Linked DNA regions of Homo sapiens: region 1 is linked to region 2. A link is a contact called in ENCODE Hi-C or POLR2A ChIA-PET data. All regions are on one chromosome and are shown on one strand. Each heading gives the region's core, a stretch centred on a gene start or an enhancer-like site at or near the end of the contact. The rest is flanking DNA. Distances are from core to core; before and after follow the strand shown.

Region 1 (3,473 bases), core at 881-3,380, 490 kb after region 2:
GATTACAGGCATGAGCCACCGCGCCCGGCCAATAATGAATTCTTAAGAGGGTGTTAATTTAAGGATTACTTCAGCAGAAGGCAAAAGCTATCCACATTATATTGTCTGTAAGCTCCCTGAGAGCAGGGATTCGTGTCCTTTTTGTTCACCCCTGCATCCAAAGTACCTAAAAAGGGCTCGATACATAGTAGGCACTGAACAAATATTTGTTGGAATGAAGAAATAAGTGAATTAACATAATAAAAGGAATGAGATTAACTATTAGTAGCTGGGACCACAGGCACACACCACCATGCCTGGCTAGTTTTTGTATTTTTAGTAGAGATGGGGTTTTACCATGTTGCCCAGGTTGGTCTCAAACTCCTGAGTTCAAGCGATCTGCCCACCTCAGCCTCTCAAAGTGCTGGGATTACAGGTGTGAGCCACCACGCCCGGCCTTAAAATTCTTAAGGAAGTTTATTTGTGAGCATTTCCCCAATGCTGATATATATTGATGTTAAATCAGCCTTTTGCATATTTTATAATAAAAGACTAACATATCCAAATAAAAAGATTAATTCACAGAGACTTTTTCTGACTGTGTAAGTGAGAAATTATTCTGGCGTTTAGTCAGCCAGATTAGAAAGAGCTCTAGATTAGGAGTCTAGATTAGCTGAGATACCTAGTTCTTATTCCAGCGCTGCTCTCAAACAACCTGCTAGATCGTTAGGAGCCTTTCTGAGCCTCTGGGACTTCTTTTTTTTTTTTGAGATGGAGTTTTGCTTTTGTCGCCCAGGCTGGAGTGCAGTGGCGCCATCTTGGCTCACTGCAACCTCCAACTACCAGGTTCAAGTGATTCTCCTGCCTCAGCCTCCTGAGTAGCTGTGATTACAGGCTCTCACCACCATGCCTGGATAATTTTTTTGTATTTTTAGTAGAGACAGGGTTTCACCATGTTGGCCAGGCTTGTCTCGAACTCCTGACCTCAGGTGATCCACCTGCCTCGGCCTCTCAAACTATTGGGATTACAGGTGTGAGCCACCACGCCCAGCCAACCTCTGGGACTCCTTATATTGGGCGAGAAGATTGAATTTAAAAGACTACTAATAATTGCTACTAGTGGGATAGCCAGTGGTGCTTTTGTGAAAGCACATTTAGTATCTAAGAATGGCATAAGTAGCTGTGAACATGAAGAACTGGTTAATACATTCATTGCTGTGGCTAGTACAGTCTTGAGATCATTACAGGGAAGTGGATGCTAAAATACAAAGTTCACATTTCATGAACTTGAATCATGATTGCTCTTTGGCTGAGCAATTCAAAAGGCTCTCTCAGAACAGGTTCAGTAAAGCCCACTTATATTTAATGCTGCTGGAGAAGAAAAGTGAAATGTCATGAAAGATATACTGAAATTAACCCAAGGCAGACCCTTTGCTATTTGCAGGTCTATAGTAGGACCATTTTACTTACTAGCTTTGTTCTGTGACCTTATAAGTGTCTCTTGAGCTTCCAGCACTCGATTTTTCCCTCAGATACATTTCCCCTGTACTGCTTATCTTGTAAAATTAACTACTGTGTAACAGATGTATGAGCCAAAGCTAATTTTATGAGAAACTTGAGTGAAAGGAAATCAATCTTTCAAGGTCCCTGAAGTCCTAAGATCATAAAGAAAAGGCTAAAGAAGTAGTTTCTGGCTTTTTGCTTTTGATTTCCTTCTTAGTTTCAGTTTTCTTTTTCTGAATCTCTCTCCCCAGATCTTCCCTGGCATATATAGATGCTCATAAACAAAACAATGACAAACACTGGGCTGTTAGAAAGGTCACAGCCCTGGCTGCCAAAAGACACAGTCAGGCTTGCTTGTTAGTGGAAATTTACAAATGATAATGCGCTGCCACTTTTGCTTTAAGAGCTACTCCCACTTGGGGACCTGAAACTGTAGTCTCCAACACAGCAAAAATTGACTAATTATTTGATTTACCGGGAGGAGCCCTACTGATCAAGTTCATTTACAGTTATTAGTTCATTCTACACACTGTCACAGTTTACTTTTGGCAACCACAGAAACTTAGTACTTTCAAGTGGCAAAAATTATATTATTGTTGAGTTACAAAATCATGGGCTATCCCCATTACCGTAAACCTAATCTTAACTCATGCTGAAGTTTAAAATTCTAAATTGTTTTCAGTTTTCCTCCTGGTTATGAGATTTTGTGTGTGTATGTGTTATGTAAAACACAAATCTAATGACTGTTTTGAAAAGATCTAGGCAAAGGGTCATGACAACAATTCAGCTATTTAGCACAACTCTCTGTAAACAAATCACCAGAGAAAGGCTTAAAGTGAAGTAATAATTCCGGCTCATTGTCAGTGAATAAACACCAGACAGCTATAGACATGTTTAATGCATTCCTGCACTCTCTTCAAATACAAATTAATACAAAATAGCATTTTGTGACTTGAAGTAATTGCCCACATGGCTGAGCTGTGTATCTCCAGGAGCTGAATAATTTAAGCGTGGATTTATGTATGGAACATGCAATGCTCTGAATAAATATTTTGAAATGAACATTTATTTCACAGAAGAGGCAAGGAAAGTGGAGAATAAATGCTGGCAAGGGAGACACTAGACACAAGTGACAATAGTGCAAGCCAAACTGTGCTCTGCTAGAGGTGTAAACAAACTACCGCCTCAGCACCAAGGAGGGACAATTTAATTCAGATGGGAGCACAAGCATCCCAGAGAAAGGGAAGTCATGCCTGGGCTTCCCGGGAAGATGAGTATTATTTTGATTAATACAGGAGGAGGGAAGACATTCCAGTGAGAGGAATGGTGGAGGGAGTGAAATAGAACGAAAAGCATCACCTAGGATAATTCTGGGTGAGGGAAGGGTGGATGGGAATGGTAGAGGTGAAATTGTGGGGCTAGGGGCTCATTTTGAAGAGCCTTGAATGTTGTCCTAAAAAGCATGAATCCATTAAAGAAAAAAAATTTTCTTGATGACATTTTTGTATCATTTTTTAAATTGAAAAATAAATAAGGCTGGGTGCAGTGGCTCATGCCTGCAATCCCAGCACTTTGGGAGGCCGAGGCGGGCAGATCATTTGAGGCCAGGAGTTCAAGACCAGCCTGGGCAACATAGCGAAACCCCATCTCTACCAAAAATGCAAAAAAATTAGCCAGACATGGTGGCACACACCTGTAATCCCAGCTACTCGGGAGGCTGAGGCAGGAGACTAACTTGAGCCTGGGAGGCAGAGGTTGCAGTGAGACGAGATCTTGCCACTGCACTCCAGAATGGGCGACAGAGTGAGACTCCGTCTCAAAATAATAATAATAATAATGATGATAAGAATAATCATAAACATAAACATTTAAATACTATGAAAAGTAGTGAAAAATACTCGGAGAAGTAAAAAGTTAGTTTTTTTTTCTTTTTCTGTCTTTATTTTTTATTTTTGCCTTACAGATTTCTAGGAATATAAAAAAGTTTTTTA
Region 2 (4,015 bases), core at 576-3,075:
TGTTTTGAGGTCAAAACGCCTTTAAGCAGTGTGTTTACATGACTGTTGTAGCTTTCTGGAAGATAATGTTGGAAGGTGGTAGCTCCGGTAGGCAAATGGAGAAAATGTCTCCACTCGTGAGTGTATTTCGTGGATGACCGCAGGCAAAGGACAGGTCGGCACAGGGGAAGAGAACAGTCAGATGCTTCCACCTTTTCACTGTTCTACCCATTTCTGTGCTAACTACCCATGTAGTTAGCAGAGAACACCCCAGTAACATTGTCCAAATAGTTCGTGCAAAGTTTTAGCTAGAAGCCGAAAATTCGTGAAAGGAATCATTAATACTCCATGATAAAGTGCATCAGTTTGCAGTAACATGCGTTTGCAATCACATTCTTTCGTTCTCTCTAAAGGATTATTACGTGAATAAAATGGAAATACTCCCGCAGTAACATGGGACTAGTTGGAAAGGTGCCGGGAAGGGGGGAGGGCGAGAGACTGCGTCGCGGAAAAAACCGCAGCGCGGCAACTGGGCGCGGACTCGCTCTTAGGCGAAATCCGCAAACGGTGTGACGTGTGCGCGCTGTGGCCCCAAAGGCCGGTCTTACAGCGACCTGGGCGTTCGAGGTCGTGTCCTCGAGAGCTATAGGGAGCCTGCCGAGGCCACCTGACGGCGGTGTCGCGTCTACACTGCCGGTTGGACTCTCAGGCACCCGCTACTCAGCGCCCTGCTTCCCGGCGCCGGGAATCACGAGCCCGCCAGCACCGCGGGACTTGCAGCGCCCTCCGCCCTTCGCAGGCGGCCCAGACAGCCCCGTCCCGCCCTAGCGTTAGGAGACGCGCAGCGGAACCCCGGCGGCCCCAGCCCCTCCCCGCCCGCGCGTCCCCGCGTCCCCGCGTCCCCGCGCGACCCGCCTCCCAGATCCCGGCTGGGGCTCCCGGGCGCGCCGCGGCAGGGCGGGGCGGGGCCGGGGGCGGGGCCTTCTGGCAGTTTCTGGGAGCTGCGAACGCGCCGCCCCGGGGCTCGGCGGCCGGAAACGCTGGCTTCGGAGCCTTAGGCGCCGCGGCCTTTCCTTGTTTTCCGCCCAGTCCACGCCGCCATGGCCAAGTGGGGCCAGGGGAACCCCCACTGGATCGTGGAGGAGCGGGAGGACGGGACCAACGTGAACAACTGGCGCTGGCGCGGCTGGCGGCGGCCTCCTTCCGGGATCTGGGGAGGGCCGGGCCGCGGGAGCCGGGGCTGCCCTGGGGTCTGTGCGGGGCCGCGGGGCCAGGGGGTCAGGGGGCCGCCCCCCCTCAGCTGCTGGACGCAGGGCTCGGCCTTCGCCTCTCGGCTCGGGAGAGTCCTTGAGTACGGAGACCGGCTAGGAGGGTTGCAGCTGCCTCTTTTTGAAAGTTGGGTTGGGCCCCAAGAGTGACTTCCGACAGACCTTTCCACTCCCACCGTCTGTGGCCTGAGGGCCTTCCCTTCTCCTCCCGCCCACCCCTCTGGATGTTTCGGGGAGTTAGAAGGGAGCTGGATTGAGAGACTGTGTTAGGGGCGGGGGTATGGAACGTAGTGGAAAGGGCAGAAATTTGGATCTCAGTTCGCGCCCACCCCGCAGGCGCCTCCCGCGAGCCGGGCCCTCTGTGAGTGAGACAAGCTCCCCTTCCTTTACGCGCCTCACCTGGCGCGTGGGGAGAGGTCGGCAGCCCTCCGCCGCAGAACCTCCGGAAGGGATGTCCTCTGCCCTGCGCCTCTGGCCGGGGCTGTGGTCCCTCCAGGCCGTCGAGGGGATGCTGAGGCCGGTCCCCAGAGGAGCATGACTTGGCTGGTCCGGAGGAGCTCTGAGGGCATGGGCAATCTTGGCTCGCTGCAACCTCAGCTTCCAGAGTTCAAGCGAGTCTCCTGCTTCAGCCTCATGAGTAGCTGGGACTACAGATGCGTGCCACTACGTCCGTCTGATGTTTGTATTTTTAGTAGAGACAGGGTTTCACCATGTTGGTCAGGCTGCTCTCGAACTCCAGATCTCGTGATCCGCCCGCCTGGGCCTACTAAAGTGCTGGGATTACAGGCGTGAGCTAGATCTGACTTTCTAGTGTCCTAGCCTTGGCCCGATGGACATGTCATTTCTCTCAGCTCGTTTCTGTCCCCTAAAGTGAGAATATTGCCTGGGAAGATTACATTAGACGATGTATATGCGAAGACACTTGATAGCTGGTATTGTCATGATTCTGATTAGTTCACTACTGCTACTTTCCCTGTGGCCTAGGCTTTGCCTATTTCCAGTGGGCGAGCTAGCTAGATCCTCCTCCCTTAAATAAGCCAGTGTTTTTAAGACAGAATACTACTTGCATAGTGGACAATAATATCTTAAAGAACTGAGCAGGATGAAAAGAATTTGATAGAAAGCAGGTTTGAGGAGCACATTGGAGGTTGGCAGGTTTCGAGGCTGCTTGAGAGGACTTGGGCCGATCTGGGCTGGGCTTGGACGTGACCCTGGCACCCAGGCAGGTGGATCCCAGCTGGGGCTTCCATTCACGACTTTCTGGTCCCTGGCAGGACAGAGCGGGATGCCACCAGCTTGTCCAAAGGGAAGTTCCAGGAGCTCCTGGTGGGCATCGTTGTGGAGAATGACGCTGGCCGCGGCGAGATCAACGAGTTGAAGCAGGTGGAAGGGGAGGCTTCGTGCAGCAGCCGCAAAGGAAAGCTGATTTTCTTCTATGAGTGGAACATCAAACTGGGCTGGAAAGGTAACAGGGGCCTCAGGGTACTAGTGGGGCTGGGGACAAAGTGCGTTCATCATTCAGCGAATGTTTTTACAGCCCCTGCTATGGGCCTGGCACACTGACTGGCTCCTGAATCAGCGTTGGTAGATCCTGACACTCTGGCCACACTTGAGTTCCATGGGCCAAGAAGGATGGGGATTTCCCTTCTCGCAGCACTCGCAGCTGCTTAGAGCTCATTGCTGTCAGCTGGGCCCTCTTCTACCAGGCCCTTGTGAACAGGAGTCTCCCGGCATTGCTGCCTGGAGCACTCTTCCCCCAGGTAGCTGCCTGCCTCCTTCAGGTCTTTGTCCTGAGTAAAGCCATCTCTGTGCATCCTTGGAGACTCCTGCCTTGTGCCATCTTTCTTCCCTACTTTATTTTTCCCCAAGGCACTGAAACTTGCTTTACAAAACTATTTTGCTTACTGTCCTGCTCCCTCTTTCTGTCATTCAGTAGGGTAGGGATTTCTTTTAAAAACGGCTTTTTTGAGACATAATTCACTCATTTAGTGTGTATAATTTATTGGTTTTCGGTATAGTCACAGAGTTGTGCAGCCATCACTACAATCAATTTAGGAACATTTCACCACCCCAAAACAAAACCCTGGACCCATGAGCAGTCACTCTTGTTGCCCTCCTCTTCCCCAGTCCCTGGTGTCTGCTCACCCGTTTTCTCTGGATTGGCCTCTGAACATTTCACATAGATGAATCATGTAGGATGTGTTTTTTGGTGTCTGCCTTCTTTTACTTCATAATGTGTTCAACGGTCATCTGTGTTGTGTCAGGTAGCAGCACTTTATTCTTTTTTATAGCTGATGAATATTCCACGGGTGCATATACTGCATTCTGTTTCTCCATTTATCAGTTGCCGGGCATTTTGGGTGTGTCCACTTTTGGGGTCTGTGGGTTCAGTTCTCCAATGGTGCCTCGATCCTGGCTGAGCAGACAGCGTGTGCGCACTCAGTCCTTGTTGAGGGAGCCAAGTCTGTGGAGATGCAGGGAAGGGAAGAGGAGGAGCTAGGGTTTGAGCCTCAGCCCAGGAGTCAGCTCCTATCTGGAGTGTGTGCCCCAGAGCAGTCCAGTGAGTTGGCCTCGAGCCTCTGCCCTGCTGGCTGCCTTTCTCACAGACGAGGGTGTTCAGCCCTTCCCCCTTCGCCTCAGAACAGGCTCAGAACTCCTCTGGCTGGGAGTTTGCCTCTCTTGCAGCCCCCTGTGTCTGCTGCTGTCTGGATCATAGCAGTCTGGCTCCCTGCCCACTACCCCAGCACCGAGCCCTAAGGCCTGAGGAA

What was found. Hi-C counts contacts between places; a loop is a spot of excess contacts on that map. ChIA-PET counts read pairs that join two places held with the same protein, here RNA polymerase II (POLR2A). Pooled maps may share reads with other maps.
Region 1: a map of dorsolateral prefrontal cortex shows a loop between it and region 2 (3-fold over the local background). The contact joins the enhancer-like site here to the promoter of C2orf74-AS1 in region 2. A Hi-C loop is called at or near these places in 1 of 168 maps with a recorded cell type or tissue (dorsolateral prefrontal cortex) and 7 of 50 pooled maps. POLR2A ChIA-PET finds 5 or more read pairs at or near these places in 3 of 52 experiments (H1, activated T-cell and activated naive CD4-positive, alpha-beta T cell).

The regions. Positions count from the first base shown.
Region 1 is chr2:61,669,446-61,672,918 of GRCh38, forward strand. No RefSeq gene overlaps it. Among named protein-coding and RNA genes, the nearest start is that of XPO1, 130 kb to the left of the region's middle. RefSeq lists an enhancer at 1,549-1,788. Within about 2 kb of position 2,131, at least 26 of the 41 ENCODE cell types and tissues checked have a DNase peak (open chromatin) inside an H3K27ac peak, as active enhancers do; they include dorsolateral prefrontal cortex, where a contact is called at or near this core.
Region 2 is chr2:61,176,460-61,180,474 of GRCh38, forward strand. C2orf74-AS1 (C2orf74 antisense RNA 1) reads right to left here and starts at 1,826. Exons shown (of 2, transcript NR_183879.1): 1 at 1,647-1,826. It also overlaps the pseudogene AHSA2P. RefSeq lists a silencer at 732-1,281.